Regions from separate parts of the Homo sapiens genome. Here region 1 is linked to region 2. A link is an interaction called in ENCODE POLR2A ChIA-PET data of the cell type or tissue named here. Cell type or tissue: endothelial cell of umbilical vein. All regions are shown on one strand. Links, peaks and the distances in the headings refer to the core of each region. The heading gives the core; the rest is flanking DNA. Region 1 overlaps CLIP1 (CAP-Gly domain containing linker protein 1). Region 2 has its middle 36 kb from the start of ZCCHC8.

The links. Peaks named below come from ENCODE experiments on the same cell type or tissue, not always from the same donor. Only the 100,000 strongest peaks of a DNase experiment are listed, where the experiment ranks them.
Region 1: POLR2A ChIA-PET joins it to region 2 with 5 read pairs; 6 of 35 experiments call an interaction of 5 or more read pairs at or near these places.

Annotation. Positions count from the first base shown.
Region 1 is chr12:122,368,596-122,376,595 of GRCh38, forward strand. The region is part of intron 3 of CLIP1 (CAP-Gly domain containing linker protein 1); the gene reads right to left. Among named protein-coding and RNA genes, the nearest start is that of CLIP1-AS1, 23 kb to the right of the region's middle. In endothelial cell of umbilical vein, for the core only: no CTCF peak of the experiment used is centred there; no DNase peak of the experiment used is centred there; H3K27ac peaks cover 355 bases.
Region 2 is chr12:122,460,209-122,469,428 of GRCh38, forward strand. No RefSeq gene overlaps it. Among named protein-coding and RNA genes, the nearest start is that of ZCCHC8, 36 kb to the right of the region's middle. In endothelial cell of umbilical vein, for the core only: no CTCF peak of the experiment used is centred there; a DNase peak (open chromatin) is centred at 4,273; H3K27ac peaks cover 1,480 bases.

The DNA.
Region 1 (8,000 bases), core at 1-8,000, 92 kb before region 2:
TGTAAGGTGGCTTCTTATCTGCCATATTCCAAGATAAACAGCTTATTTTAAAAAGTAAACATGGAGGCCAGGTGGGGTGACTCATGTCTGCAATCCTAGCTCTTTGGGAGGCCGAGGCAGGCAGATCACTTGAGGTCAGGAGTTTGAGACAGGCCTGAAATTCTGTCTCTACTAAAAATACAAAAATTAGTCGGGCATGGTGGCAAGCACCTGTAATCCCAGCTACTCGGGAGGTTGAGGCGGGAAAATCACTTCAACCCCAGAGGTGGAGGTTGCAGTGACCCAAGATCACACCACTGCACTTCAATAAAAAAAAAATAAAATAAAATAAACATGGTTAGCTGGTATTTGCCAAATACAAATGTAAGCCTCACTTAAAACTTAATTGCCTGTGACATGAAAGAGCCAAAGCACGGTACTTTTTTTTTTTTCCTTCTTTTTGAGACGGAGTTTCGCTCTGTCGTCCAGGCTGGAGTGCAGTGGCATGATCTCAGCTCACTACAACCTCTGCCTCCCGGGTTCCAGAGATTTTCCTGCCTCAGCCTCCCAAGCAGCTGGGATTACAGGCATGTGCCACCACGCCCGGCTAATATTTTTGTATTTTTAGTAGAGACAGGGTTTCACCATGTTGGCCAGGCTAGTCTCCAACTCCTGACCTCAACTGATTCCACCCACCTTGACCTCCCAAAATGCTAGGATTACAGACGTGAGCCACCACGTCTGGCCACTTTTGATTACCTCAAGTAATATAATTACCTCCAGTGAAGGGCCAGTTCACCTTCCAGCAACTCTCCTACAGAGAAGGGTAAAATCTTCACTGGTCCTAAGTCGACCTCTGCTTGCCCTACTTTACTCTCTCCTTCATGGGTATAAAGTGACGACTGTATTCAAAACCCTCTGATTCTCTCCACACTATTTAATGAGCTCCTACTATGTGCCAGGCCCTGTCCTAAGTGTTGTGGGTGTGACAGTGAATGAGACAGAAAGTTTCCGTGCTTTCATGGAGGTTAAATTCTGGGCAGGGAGAAATGGACAATAAGCAAGTAAAAAAATGAAAGATAATTTTCAACTGGTGAAGAGGGCTATGAAAAAAATAAAACAGGGTAGTGTGACACTGCCATAGAAGGTGTCTTTAGTTGGGGTGGCCAAGGAAGGGATGCCTGAGGAGGTAACACTTGAGCATGACTTAAGTGACCACGAGGCACCGGGCACAAAACATCCCAAGCAGAAGAAACAACAAATTCTAAAGTGGGAATGAGTCTGGGTGTTTAGAAACAGCAAAGGGGGCCAGGCATGGTGGCTCACACCTGTAATTCCAGCACTTTGGGAGGCCAAGGCAGACAGATCATTTGAGGACAGGAATTCGAGACCAGCCTGGGCAACATGGCGAAACCCTGTCTCTACTAAAAATACAAAAATTAGCCAGCTGTGGTGGCTCACGCCTGTAGTCCCAGCTACTCAGGAGGCTGGGGCGCGACAATTGCTTGAGCCCTGTAGGCAGAGGGTGCAATGAGCCGAAATGGCGCTGCTGCACTTCAGCCTGGGCAACAGAGCAAAACCTATCTCAAAAAAAAAAAAAAAGAAGAAGAAGAAAGAAAAGAAACAGCAAAGGGGCCAGTGTAGCTGAAGCAGAGTGAGAAAGGGGTGTGAGAAGGACAAGAGGTCGGGAGGGTGGGCAGGGTCCAGAGAACAAGGGGCACTGCAAGTCCAAGGAAGGAGTTTCGATTTTTATTTTAATGCCATGAGGAGCCCCTTTAGATCACGATGTGTTGGTCTTCGTTGGTGCCATATCTACAACACCTGGAACAACTTCCGGTGCATAGCAGACGCTCAGGATATTTTCTGAATGAATTGCAGAGCATTAAACACAGCCTTTATAAAGCCATCATATTTTCTCTAGGCTAAATAAACAGTCCCAGTTACTTTATTCCTTTTATGATATCATTTTGAGTCTCCCAATCTCTAACAGGTGACATTAAATAAATCCCCTTAAAAAGAAATATGACAAGAGCAGATGACATATAACAGATACCCTCTTGTAAGTCTAACTCCCTAGAACTAACAGGTAAACAAAAGATGCACAATTATGAATAGACGCTTTGGCTAAAAGATGATGTTTTACTTGACTTGCACTTTATGTCTCGGAACTACTTAATCTCCGCTTCTGAAAGGCATCTGAGCTTCCACAGGATCCAGGACCCCAAGAATATCAAGACACAGGAAAGGGTAATGCATGCCTGTAATCCCAGCTACATGGGAGGCTGGGACAAGAGAATCGCCTGAACCTGGGAGGCAGAGGTTGCAGTGAGCCGAGATCATGCCACTGCACTCCAGCCTGGGCAACAGAGCAGGACTCTGTCTCAAAAAAAAAAAAGAAAAAAAAAAAAATCACCTCTTCTAACCCTGGGGGTTGATAAAATGCAGAATATTTATTCACCAGAAGCAGTCTTTTATATGGCACCCACTTGACCAAAATATTAGCAAAGTTTGCTTTTTAAATCTACAAAAGATCATAAGCTACCAAGTGTCTGAGGCTCAAGATATTTTTGTGATTATGCTTAGAGAATTCACAGGGACAATAAAGTTGTTAAAAGTTAGGAGATGTGATCCAGTAATAAGACAACACTGGCACTCAGTACTCAGGCCTGTGTGGCCAAACCTCCCTCTCCCCAAGTCCCAAAGCAGTGGCATGGGCTCCTCAACACAGAAAAGCTCCAAACTCCCAAGCCCCAAGAGCCTATACAAAGTTCTCAAGTCTAGACAGACACCAAATTTGGCACCTTTGGGGTTAGGATATTGGCTCAGGTTTAGAAAAAGAAACCACCGCCCAATTACTGAGCACCATAGAAAACGCTCCAAACATTGTGAAAATCAAAGCCAACGTTGCAGGCAGACTGGGCACTATTAAAAAGAGTTTAGGCAAAGGAACAGCATCACCAAATTGACATTTTAATTGATCTCTCTGTAATTGTGCAAAGAATAGAGGTGAGGAGAGACAAGGCAAGTGGCATGGACGGTGCCATGCAAGTCCAGGTAAAGATGATGATGGCCTGACCCAAAGCAGTCAGGGCACAGGGCACAGGACACAGGCGAGGAGGATGGACAGTGAGACCAGAGGCATGGGATCTGACAGGCAGGTGGACGGTTTCCTGTGTTTCCAAGCCTCAAAAGGAAAACTGGGGAACCCTCTCAAAACTGAAAGCAAGGAGCAGGAAGAGCACTGACAACGATGACCTGCTAAAATGTGACCCCACTGAGTCTGCTGTGTGCAAACAGGAAAAAGCTGCTTAACGCAGCTTCTCTGCAGCAGCATAAGGGGCCATGTATTTCCCTCCTGGACAACCCTAAAAGGTTACACTAGGTGAAGTTTAGAACTGGGAAACTGAAAAATGAAAAAAAAACTTGGCCGGGCACAGTGGCTCACGCCTGTAATCCCAGAACTTTGGGAGGCCAAGGTGGGCGGATCACTTGAGGTCAGGAGTTCGAGACCATACTGGCCAACATGGTGAAACCCTGTCTCTATGGGGAAAAAAAAAAAATACAGTCTGGGTGTGGTGGCTCACACCTGTAATCCCAATGCTTTGGGAGGCCGAGGCGAGCAGATCACCTGAGGTCAGGAGTTCAAGACCAGCCTGACCAACATGGAAAAACCCCGTCTCTACTAAAAATACAAAATTAGCCAGGCGTGGTGGCACATCCAGATAATCCCAGCTACTCAGGAGGCTGAGACAGGAGAATCACTTGAACCCGGGAGGCGGAGGTTGCAGTGAGATTGCGCCATTGCACTCCAGCCTGGGCGACAAGAGTGAAACCTGGTCTAAAGAAAAAAAAAAAAAATTAGTCGGGTGTGGTGGTGGGTGCCTGTAATCCCAGCTACGCTACTTGGGAAGCTGAGGCAGGAGAATCGCTTGAACTCACGGGGCAGAGGATGCAGTGAACTGAGATCATGCCACTGCACTCCAGCTGGGCAAAAGAGCGAGATTCCATCTTGATTAAAAAAAAAAAAACAAAACTAAAATCAGAAAAAATAATTATTCAAATCTGCAGCAAACCTCATCGCAAAGGAATTAAGCTAAGTAAAATCCATTGTGTTAGAAACGATCTCAAGATTCAGCCAAAAGGGGCTTTTAACTAAATGTGACTATCTGGCATCTTCTCAATTGTGGACCACACAAAACAGCAAATCCTGCCACTAACTACTCCATCAGCAATCTAGGCAAATGGATTTCAGGTAAAGAACAACTTCCCCAGAGCATAAACTCCCACCCAAAAAGAGCCCAAGAATTCCCCAAGTAGACAATGAAGAAACACTCAATGTAAATGCAAGGTCACAACCAGGCTCATAGGTTTGAGGTTCTAAGTCACCGATAAGAGGATTGAGAAAAACAGAAAAAATCGAATTATTAGGTGCAGCGTATACTGCTCGGAAGATGGGTGCACCAAAATCTCACAAAACACCACTAAAGAACTCACTCACGTAAGCAAACACCACTGGTTCCCCAATAACCTACGGTAATAAAAAAAATTTAATTAAAAAAGTTAATAAGGGCCGGGCGTGGTGGCTCACGCCTGTAATCGCAGCACTTTGGGAGGCAGAGGCAGGTGGATTGCCTGAGCTCAGGAGTTCAAGACTAGCTTGGGCAACATGACAAAACCCCATCTCTACTAAAAATACAAAGAATTAGCCAGGTGTGGTGGCGCACGTCTGTAGTCCCAGCTCCGGAGGCTGAGGCACGAGAATCGCTTGAACCCGGCAGGCAGAGGTTGCAGTGAGCCAAGATTGCGCCACTGCACTCCAACCTAGGGGGACAGAGTGAGACTCTGTCTCAAAAAAAAGAAAAAAAAAAAGTTAATATGGTAAATGAATCTAAAAAAAGAGCTTTAATTAACTTAATAAACAAGGTGAAAAAAAGCACCAGTAAGACTGAAAAAAAAAAAAACTTACCAGGAAGGACATACTTGTATACTGTTTGTGGAAACAAAAATAAAGGCTTTTTGGATTGCAATTTGGCAATATCTATTAACAATTTTAAATTATTTATACCCCTTGACTCAAATTTCATTTCTAGGGGAAAAATGGGTGCAATCTAAATGTGTATGATTAAATTAGGTATAGTACATCCAAAGAGTATAATATGAAACAGCAGCTTACTGTTTTAAATTAAGACCTGTATTTGCTTCCATACAAGTGCCCCAAATCTACAGTCTACAATCTACGAAAGCATATTATGAAAATGGCTTATATGTAATAAGACCTCACTATGTGTGTGTTTCACTTCTACATATTATAGACAAACCTCACAAAAATAATGTTCAGCAAATGAAGACAGACACAAAAAAAGCACATACTGGATAAATTATAGTTATTTAAGGTTCAAACACAAGCAAAACAAATCTTGTAAATATTTTTTTTAATTCTCAGGAAGATATTTTTCCCCTTTCACAGTATCAAAGACCTGTATAACAAGTGTTGAGCTCGTGCCTGTAATCCTAGCACTTTGGGAGGCCAAGGAGAGCGGATCACGAGGTCAGGAGTTTGAGAACAGCCTGGCCAATATGGTGAAACCCTGTCTCTATTAAAAATACAAAAATTAGGCTGGGCGTGGTAGCTCACGCCTGTAACCCCAACACTTTGGGAGGCGGAGGCAGGCAGATCACAAGGTCAGGAGATCGAGACCATCCTGGCTAACACAGTGAAACCCCGTCTCTACTAAAAATACAAAAAAAAAAAAAAAAAAATAGCGGCCGGGCGCAGTGGCTCACACCTGTAATCCCAGCAGTTTGGGAGGCCGAGGCAGGCAGATCACGAGGTCAAGAGATCGAGACCATCCTGGCTAACATGGTGAAACCCCGTCTCTACTAAAAATACCAAAAAAAAAAATTAGCAGCCAGGCGCGGTGGCTCACACCTGTAATCCCAGCACTTTGGGAGGCCGAGTCGGGTGGATCACGAGGTCAGGGGTTTGAGACTAGCCTGACCAACATGGTGAAACCCTGTCTCTACTAAAAATACAAAAAGTAGCTGGGCATGGTGGTGGGCGCCTGTAATCCCAGCTACTCAGGAGGCTGAGGCAGGAGAACTGCTTGAACCCAGGAGGCGGAGGTTACAGTGAGCCAAGATCGCGCCACTGCACTCTAGCCTGGGCAACAGAGCGAGACTCTGTCTCCAAAAATAAAAAAAAAGAGTGTTGAGAACAAGAAAATTCTACTCTAAGATTCTTAGTGTAAGAGCCCTGGGGAGTAGCTCACAGAAAGATAAAGCTTGTCAGTTCAAATCTAAAAAGCTGACAAGTCACCTCCTCATATATGGTCATGAGCTAAAAATTCAGCACAGAACATGCAGTCCAAGGCATGGAGACAACCACGTTGAAACACAACAGCTGGGCGTCAGTCAAATTGTCCAAGAACCTGACATCACATCCTAGAAATATCAAATATAATCTAAATGCAGCACTGTAGCCTTGCTTATGGAGGTTAGGAAACAAAGTTGTTAAATATCTCACTGAGGTCCCAAAGGCAAAGCAGGGACTTAGTTTGTCTTCTTAGCACTATGATACGCTGCCCCTCTTTAAAAAAAAAATCACTAAATTCTGAGGTTCTAGAATGTAGAGCATGTAGACCTTACACCTTGTGTTTCTGCTTATTAGTCAAACAGTAGCTACTGTACATTTCCTTCCTCTTCCTAAATCTAAACCTTATCATTTGAAAGGCCCTGAAATTCTTTTTTTTTTTTTTTCTTTGACATAGAGTCTCACTCTGTTGCCCAGGCTAGAGTGCAGTGGCGCAAACTCAGTTCACTGCAACCTCCCCATCCTGGGTTCAACCAATTCTCCTGCCTCAGCTTCCCAAGTAGCTGGGATTACAGGTGTGTGCCACTGAGCTCAGCTAATTTTTGTATTTTTAGTAGAGACGGGGTTTCACCATGTTGACCAGGCTGGTCTTGAACTCCTGACCTTAGGTGATATGCCTGCCTCGGCCTCCAAAACTGCTGGTATTATAGGCATGAGCCACTGCACCTGGCCTTGGCCCAGAAATTCTTGAGTAACATCCTCTGATGCCTTGAGTTTTCCAAGCCATTTAAGGTAGCAGAATCTTATACACACCCATATAATTTCACTAAACCAAAAATTAAAAATCAGAAGGGGAAAAAAAATCCAATTTTTATAAACACATCTAAGTTCACTTCTGAGCTTATTTTGTCAATAAAGTTACTCTTTTTTTTTTTTTTTTTGAAACAGGGTCTTGCTGGAGTGCCATGACATAATCATAGTTCCCTGCAGCTTCCATCTCCCAGGCTCAGCCTCCTGAGTAGCTGGGACTACAGGCGTGAGACCCCATGTCCGGCTTATTTTAATTTTGTTTTATATGGAGTCTTGCTTTGTTGCCCAGGCTGGAGTGTAGTGACGCGATCTTGGCTCACTGCAACCTCCACCTCCTGGGTTTAAGTGATTCTCCTGCCTAAACCTCCAAGTAGCTTGGATTACAGGTGCCTGCCACCATGCCTGTCTAATTTTTGTATTTTTAGTAGAGACGGGGTGTCGCCATGTTGGCCAGGCTGGTCTTGAACTCCTGACCTCAAGTGATCCACCCGCTTAGCCTCCCAAACTACTGGGATTACAGGAATGAGCCACCCCGCCCGGCCAATTATTTTATTTTTTATAGAGACAGGGTCTCACTTTGTTGCCCAGGTTCAAGTGATCCTCCCACCTTGGCCTCCCAAAATGCTGGGATTACAGGCGTAAGCCACCGTACCTAGCCACGGTTACCTTACTATTTACAAGTTCCTTGTTAGTATAGTGGTGAGTGTTTCTGCCTGTCATGTGGAGACTGGAGTTTGAGTCCCCAACAGGGAGCCATATAATATTAAGAAAAAAAATTTTTTTTTTCTTTGAGACAGAGTCTCGCTCTGTCTCCTAGGCTGGAGTGCGGTGGCGCAATCTCGGCTCACTGCAAGCTCCGCCTCCTGGGTTCAGGCCATTCTCTTGCCTCAGCCTCCCGAGT
Region 2 (9,220 bases), core at 529-8,528:
CAATCACTTGAGGCCAGGAATTCCAGACCAGCCTGGGCAACGTGGCAAAATCCTGTCTTTACTGAAAAAAAAAAAAAAAAAATTAGCCGGGTGTGGTGGCGTGCACCCGTGATCCCAGCTACTCAGAGGCTGAGTTGGGAGGATCACTTGGGCCTGGGAGGTCGAGGCTGCAGTCAGCCAAGAGTTCACCACTGCTCTCTAGCCTGGACAACAGAGAGACCCCCCGTCTCAAAAAAAAATAATTATGTGGAGAACTTGTGGATTTCTGAGAGACAATTTGTCTGTAAACTCTGTGTTGAGAACTATTGCTATAGCATAGCCCTATATAGTAATATAGTATAGTAGAGTTTACTGTAGGGTTGACTGTACTCAGTGTCTGGCGAGATAAGGCCAATGTTGACTATGAAATGCTCATCTCATTCTGGAAGTCTCGGACTCCTCAGAGATCACAGAAAACAGGAAAAGATGAACATGGATGCAATTCTTTGGAAAAGATTCTGCCTGTCTGTAAGGATGAGAATCAGCTAACTGGGGCCTTCCACAAAGTCCCTCAAACTGGGTGGCTTAATCAGCAGAAATGTAGAAACATATTCTCTCAGTTCTCAGTTTTGTTTTGTTTTTTTGAGACAGAGTCTCACTCTGTTGCCCAGGCTGGAGTGCAATGGCACGACCTCAGCTCACTGCAACCTTGGCCTCCTAAAGTCCTGGGATTACAGGGGTGAGCCACTGAGCCCAGCCATATTCTCTCAGCTTTCAAGGCTAGAATTCCCAGGTTGGCTCCTTCTGGGCACTCTGAGGGACGGGCTGTTCCATGCCTCTCTCACAGCTTCTGGCATTCCTTGGCTCATAGATGCATCACTCCAGTCTCTGCCTCCATCTCCACATCGCTTTCTGCCTCCATCTCTCTGTGCCAGATTTCCCTCTTCTTATAAAGACATCAGTCTTATAAAGGCGCAGTGGCTCATGCCTGCAATCCTAGCACTTTGGGAGACTGAAGTGGGAGGATCTCTTGAGCCCAGGAGTTTGAGACTCACCCAGGCAGCAAGGCAAGACTCTGTCTCTATAAAAAATTTAAAAATTAGCTGGGCATGGTGGTGCTTACCTGTGGTCTCAGATACTTGGGAGGCTGAGACGGGAGGATCACTTGAGCCCAGGAGGTAGAGGCTGCAGTGAGCGATGTTTATGTCACTGTGCTCCAGCCTGGGCAGCAAAGGGAGATCCTGTCTTAAAAAAAAAAACTGGGCTGTAAAATCGAGCTTGTGTCTGTAATCCCAGCACTTTGGGAGGCTAAGGCGGGTGATCATCTGAGGTCAGGACTTCGAGACCAGCCTGGCCAACATGGTGAAACCCTGTGCTACTAAAAATACAAAAATTAGCCGGGCATGGTGGCAGGTGCCTGTAATCCCAGCTACTAGGGAGGCTGAGGCACAAGAATTGCTTGAACCTGAGAGGCAGAGGTTGCAGTGAGCCAAGATCGCATGACTGCACTCCAGCCTGGGCAACAAGAGCAAAACTCCGTGTCAAAAAAAAAAAAAAAATTGTCAGTCACTCTTATGTCCTAACAGAATGTATTCAGTATTCAATTAAAAGACATTTTGGTTCAAAAAAATTAAAATTTAAAAAATTAGCCTGACAACATGGTCAAACTCCATCTTTACAAAAAATAAAAAAATTAGCCTGGCATGGTGGTGTACACCTGTTGTCCCAGCTACTCAGGAGTCTGAAGTGGGAGGATCTCTTGAGCCTGGGAGGTGGAGGTTGCATTGAGCCAAGATTTTGCCACTGCACTCCAGCCTGAGCAACAGAGAGAGACCCTGTCTCAAAAAAAAATTATTTTTTAATTAAAAATCAATACAAGAAATGGTTGAAAAAGGAGAAAGCTACTGACCAATATTTTAATAAACATAGATACAAAATCCTCACCAAAATACTAGCAAACTGTATCCACCAATATATAAAAAGGATTAAACAATATGATCAAATGTGATAGAATACAAGGTTGGTTCAACATCTGAAAATCAATTAATGTAATACATTGAATCAATAGAATGGACAAAAACTGCATGATAATCTCAATACGGAAAATGTATTTGACAAAACTCAATACTCCTTCTTGATAAAAATACTCAACAAACTGGGAAATGAATACCACCCATTCCTACCATAACTGATGAATATTCAGTGGATCATTTATGTTTTGTGCCTGCAGTTATTTACCTATTCCTTTGTAAAACACACTTGGTCGCAATTTCTTCTAAAGAGCACAACAAGGCCTATCTTTATCTAAACATCCTAAAAACACTCAGGAGTGAGTCATTTACACAAAGCACATTAAATATACTGGCAATTTTACTCTGAGCATCAGAATAAAGAAGGAGCTTAGAAAATTGCTTCAGTTCAGGCCGGGTGCGGTGGCTCACGCCTGTAATCCCAGCACTTTGGGAGGCCGAGGCGGGCAGATCACGAGGTCAGGAGATTGAGACCATCCTGACTAACATGGTGAAACCGCATCTCTATTAAAAACACAAAAAATTAGCTGGGCATGGTGGCAGGTGCCTGTAGTCCCAGCTACTCGGGAGGCTGAGGCAGGAGAATGGCGTGAACCTGGGAGGCAGAGCTTGCAGTGAGCCGAGATCACGCCACTGCACTCCAGCCTGGGTGACAGAGCGAGACTCCATCTCAAAAAAAAAAAAAAAAAAAAAAAGAAAGAAAATTGCTTCAGTTCATCAAAAATGAAATGCAAGTTTGCAAGTTATGATGAAGGAAGCTCAAGTAAGGGCAAAACACAGACCAAGGAGTTGGAAGGATGGCTGGGTGCAGTGGCTCTGGCCTGTAATGCCAGCACTTTGGGAGGCTGAGGCAGAAGGATTGCTTGAGCCCAGGAGTTCAAGAGCAGCCTGGGCAACAAACTGAGACCCCATGTCTACAAAAATAAAAATGAGGCTGGGCGCAGTGGCTCACGCCTGTAATCCCAGCATTTTGGGAGGTCGAGGTGGGAGGATCACAAGGTCAGGAGATCCAGACCATCCTGGCTAACACGGTGAAACCCTGTCTCTACTAAAACTACAAAAAATTAGCCGGGCGTGGTGGCGGGCACCTGTAGTCCCAGCTACTCCGGAGGCTGAGGCAGGAGAATGACGCGAACACGGGAGGCGGAGCTTGCAGTGAGCTGAGATTGCACCACTGCACTCCAGCCTGGGCGACAGAGCAAGACTCCGTCTCAAAAAATAAAAATAATAAAATAAATAAATAAATAAAATAAAAATGAAAAAATTAGCCATGCATGGCAGCATGTGCCTTTAGCCCCAGCTCCTTGGGAGGCCGGGCAGGAGGATAGCGAGAGCCCAGGTGTTCGAGGCTATAGTGAGCTATGATCACATCACTGCACTGAAGCCTGGGCAACAGAGCAACACCCTTTCTCTAAAAAAAAAAAGAGTTGGAAGGAACCTTAGTGATCACTGAGTTCAAACTCTTACCCTGAGCACCAATCTACTTAGACCTCAGCCAATCTCTAAAAGGTAATATACAAGTAGGCTATTTTAACCTTTGAATCTAGTCACTTGCTCAACAAAATTTTTTTTTCTTAGGAGACAGGGTCTGTCTCTGACCCAGGCTGAAGTTCAATGTCACGATCACAGTCCACTGCAGCCTCGACCGTCCTCCTATCTCAGCCTTCCGAGCAGTTGGGACCACGGGTGTGTACCACCACACCAAGCTAATTTTGTTTATTTTTTGTAGAGACAGGTCTCGAACCTTGCTATGTTGCCAAGACTGGTCTCAAACTACTGGCCTCAACCTATCCTCTTGTCTTGGCCTCCCAAAGCATTGGGATTACAGGCGTGAGCCACCACATCCAGCCCTGCTGCAAGGTTCTTAACTGGGGGTCCACGGACCTTCTGGATAGAATTCAGGGAAATTTGACATTTCCTTCAATTATGACTGTAGGCAAACATTCTGTTTCTACCACATGCCTGCTATGCCTGTCCTAATCCTTGACTCTCTAAAGTCATGAACCCTATTAGATTTCAACTACCCTCATATAGTAGGTGTTCAGTATTCCTCCAAATGTTCTAAATAAAAACTTAGTAGAATGGGCCAGTACAATGAACAGAGTTGTAATTGGTTTGAAGAATCCAAGATCAGGACTGTGGTAGGAACAGAAGGAAACTTGTTCCAAGTCTGTGAGAAATTTGCCCCAGGTCCAATCCCACAACCTGTTCCAATCCAGTTTCATTTGTCATTCTCACTTATGACTAATGAATTTGCTTCCATGACGGAAAACATTAAGAAATCACTCTGGCATGAGGTCACCCTACAAAGGAGCAATCTCAGCTGCCCGGAATGTCAGCGTTCAGTAAGGGCCACACCCCTTGCCTTTTCAGTAATTCCTCCTATTACAAAATTCCAAATGCAGCCATATTGTTGATAGGAAATTTTGTTTAAAAAATACATTTCTTAGGCCGGGCGCGGTAGCTCGTGCCTGTAATCCCAGCACTTTGGGAGGCTGAGGTGGCGGATCACAAGGTCAGGAGTTCAAGACCAGCCTGGCCAACATGGTGAAACCCCATCTCTACTAAAAATACAAAAAAATTATCCAGGCATGGTGGCATGCACTTGCAGTCCCAGCTACTAGGGAGGCTGTGGCAGGAGAATCGCTTGAACCTGGGAGGCAGAGGTTGCAGTGAGCTGAGATTGCGCCACTGAGATTGCGCCACTGCACTCCAGCCTGGGTGACGGAGCGAGACTCCATCTCATAAATAAATAAATAAATAATTTTTTTGCGGAACGTGGTGGTTCGTGGTTATAATTCTGACACTGTGGGAGGCTAAGGCGGGTGGATCTCCTGAGCCCAGGAGTTAAAGACCAGCCTGGGTAATGTAGGGAGACCCCATCACAATGAAAATTATTAACATAAGCTAGGTGTGGTGACACATGCCTGTTGTCCCTGCTATTTAAGAGGTTGAGGTAGGAGGATTGTTTGAGCCCAGGAGGTCGAGTACCCTAGCCTGGACAACAGAGTGAAACCCTATCTCGAGAAAACACACACACACACACACAAATCCCACATTTCTTTTCTTTCTTTTTTTTTTTTTTTTTTTTTTTGAGATGGAGTCTCGCTCTGTTGCCCAGACTGGAGTGCAGTGGCGTGATCTTGGCTCACTGCAACCTGCGCCTCTCAGGTTCAAGCGATTCTCCTGCCTCAGCCTCCTGAGTAGCTGGGATTACTCCTTCTCAAATTAAAAAAAAAAAAATTTTAAGGGGGAAATAAGGCTGGGAGCAGTGGCTCACACCTGTAATCCCAGCACTTTGGGAGGCCGAAGTGGGTGGATCGCCTGAGGTCAGGAGTTCGAGACCAGCCTGGCCAACATGGCAAAACCCTGTCTCTACTAAAAATACAAAAATTAGCTAGGCATGGTGGTGGGCGCCTGTAATCCCGGCTACTCGGGAGGCTGAGGCACGAGGATAGCTTGAACTTGGGAGGCGGAGGTTGCAGTGAGCCAAGATCGCATCACTGCACTCCAGCTTGGGTGACGGAGTGAGACTCTGTCTCGGGAAAAAAAAAAAGCGGGGGTGAAATACATTTTATTTAGTTTTTGGTCTCATAAAGACAGGTACACAAGTATGGCACAGTGGCTCATGGCTGTAATCCCAGCACTTTGGGAAGAAAATATTATTAAAATAAAAGTTATTTTTACTTTTGTAGAGCGGGGCTTCACCATGTTGCCCAGGCTGTCCTGAACTCCTGAGCTCAAGCAGTCCTCCTGCTCCTGTGAGCCACTGTGCCTGGCCTGCACTTAACATTTTTTTTTTTTTTGAGAGGGAGTCTCACTCTGTCGCCCAGGCTGGAGTGGAGTGGCGCAATCTCAGCTCACTGCAAGCTCCGCCTCCCAGGTTCAAGCCATTCTCCTGCCTCAGTCTCCCGAGTAGCTGGAACTACAGGTGCCCGCCACCACGCCCGGCTAATTTTTGGTATTTTTAGTAGAGTCAGGGTTTCACCATGTTAGCCAGGATGGTCTCGATCTCCTGACCTCGTGATCCGCCCGCCTCGGCCTCCCAAGGTGCTGGGATTACAGGCGTGAGCCACCAAGCCCGGTGCACTTAACATTTTTAAAGGTAAACCTTTTAGTACTGTGGAAATGTGTGCATAGGATGCAGTCCTAGATGATGACGCCGGGCACGGTGGCTCACGCCTGTAATCCCAGCAATTTGGGAGGGAGAGGCGGGCAGATCACTTGAGGTCAGGAGTTCTAGACCAGCCTGGCCAACATGTTGAAACCTCATGACTACTAAAAATAAAAAAATTAGCCAGGCATGGTGGCGGGGGCCTGTAATCCCAGCTACTCAGGAGGCTGAGGCAGAATTGCTTGAATCAGGGAAAGGGAGGTTGCAGTGAGCTGAGACTGGGCCACTGCACTCCAACCTGGGTGACAGAGTGAGACTCCGTCTCAAAAGAAAAAAAAAAAAAAGAATTCAGGGCAAGTCCATAAAGTGAAAGGCAGTTTATTAGGAAAGAATGGCTGTTCCATAGGCAGAGCAGCCCCAGGGCTGCTGGTTGCCCATTTTTATGGTTATTTCTTGATGATATGCCAAACAAGGGGTGAATTATTCTTGCCTCCCCGTTTTAGACCATATAGGGTAACTTCCTAATGTCGCCATGGCATTTGTAAACTGTCATGGTACTGATGGGAGTCTAGCATTGAGGACAACCAGAGATCACTGTCGTGGCCATCGTGGTTTTGGTGGGTTTTAGCTGGCTACTTTACTGCAACCTGTTTTATCAGCAAGGTCTTTATGACACGTATCTTGTGCTGACCTCCTATCTCATCCTGTGACTTAGAATGCCTAATCATCTAGGAATGCAGCCCAGTAGGTCTCAGCCTCATTTTACCCAGCCTCTATACGAGATAGAGTCGCTCTGGTTTAAACGTCTCTGACACAAGCAACTTGCGTACTAAAGGTTGTTACAACACCCTTGCTGGTTTTGCCTGCTAATGATAATCCACAAATTCTAAAGATTTACCTAGAGAGGGCTGGGCACGGTGGCTCACTTTGTAATCCCAGCAATTTGGGAGGCCAAGGCGGGCGGATCACGAGGTCGGGAGATCGAGACCATCCTGGCTAACATGGTGAAACTCTGTCTCCTTTTTTTTTTTTTTTTTTTTTTTTTTTTGGAGACAGAGTCTCGCTCTGTCACCCAGGCTGGAGTGCGGTGGCGCTATCTCGGCTCACTGCAAGCTCCGCCTCCTGGGCTCACGCCATTCTCCTGCCTCAGCCTCCCAAGCAGCTGGGACGACAGGCGCCCGCCACCACGCCCGGCTAATTTTTTTTATTTTTAGTAGAGACGGGGTTTCACCGCGTTAGCCAGGATGGTCTCTATCTCCTGACCTTGTGATCCGCCCGCCTCGGCCTCCCAAAGTCACGCCTGGGACTACAGGTGTGAGCCACCGTGCCCGGCCAATGAAACCCTGTCTCTACCAAAAATACAAAAAATTAGCCGGGCGTGGTGGCGGGCGCCTGTAGTCCCAGCTACTTGGGAGGCAGAGGCAGGAGAATGGCATGAACCCGGGAGGCGGAGCTTGTAGTGAGCCGAGATTGCTCCACTGCACTCCAGCCTGGGCGACAGAGCGAGACTCCATCTCCAAAAAAAAAAAAAAAAAAAAAAAAAAAAAATTTACCTAGAGGGAAAAAAAGTAAAAAAACCCCAATTCAAGACAGAAAAAAGCAAAATGATTCCAGCCGAGAACTTGAAGAATAAAATCAACCAGGAGGACGCTTCATGTTAGTAGAAAGTGGACGGCATTTTCACCATGTAAGGAAATGTGACCTTTTGAAAAAAGAACGAGGTCGTTTTCTATTTTAATAAGGGCAGTTCCTTCTTTCCACTTACCTGCTTCTAGGAGACAACAACAAAGAGCTGGCCTTGTTTTAGCAACCTGCACTGCAGTTTACATTCCCTTTAACCCAAGACAAAGATTAAAGAGATATCCCCACCCCTGCTCCAAGTCAATCTTGAAGGACAAACGTCTGGTTCTTACCTCATCTACCCACACCTGGAACCTGTCATGGCATGGGCAAGTTGAAACAGTAACTTGTTCCTCCACCCAACAGTCTTGCAATACTCCAAAACAGCAAACAATACTTCTTTATTTTATTACTTTAATTAATTAATTTATTTTTTGAGACGGAGTATTGCTCTTGTTGCCCAGGCTGGAATGCAATGGTGGGATCTCGGCTCACCGCAACCTCTGCATCCCGACTTCAGATGATTCTCCTCCCTCAGCCTCTCGAGTAGCTGGGATTACAGGCATGTACCACCACGCCTGGCTAATTTTTTTTTTTTTTTTTTTAGTAGAGATGGGGTTTCTCCATGTTGGTCAGGCTGGTCTTGAACTCCCGACCTCAGGTGATCTGCCCGCCTCAGCCTCCCAGAGTGCTGGGATTACAGGCGTGAGCCAAAGCACCCGGCCAACAATATATTTTTAAAATGGGGCACCTGCCGGCCGGACGCGGTGGCTCATGCCTGTAATCCCAGCACTTTGGGAGGCCGAGGCGGGCAGATCACGGGGTCAGAAGATCGAGACCATCCTGGCTAACACAGTGAAACCCTGTCTCTACTAAAAATACAAAAAAAATAGCCGGGCGTGGTGGCGGGCGCCTGTAGTCCCCGCTAGTCGGGAGGCTGAGGCAGGAATATGTCATGAACCCGGGAGGCGGAGCTTGCAGTGAGCCAAGATAGCGCCACTGCACTCCAGCCTGGGCGACAGAGCGAGACTCCGTCTCAAAAATAAAATAAAATAAATAAAAATAATAAATAAATAAATAAATAGGGCACCCGCTCGAGGCAATTACTTCCTGCTTTATGCGCTCCCTCCCATAAATGGTCTCCTCTGTTCAGTTCATTCAGACTTCTGCTTTAGGAATTATCTTCTTAAAAAACCACTTGGAGGAGGGCGCTCTCCACTGAAAGATCTTTAGCAGACTCTTTTCCCTAATAAAATTCAGACCACAGAGCAAAGCAATCCAGAGTTCTTAGCATCAATGAATACGCCGCTCTTAATTTAAAACTTTTTTTTACCATTCTGCATTTCTTGAGCGTTCCTGCTTCTTCTTCACTGTTTTCTATACATTTCCGTTTTATTTATTTATTTATTTTTTGAGACGGAGTCTTGCTCTGTCACCCAGGCTGGAGTGCAGTGGCACAATCTCGGCTCACTGCAAG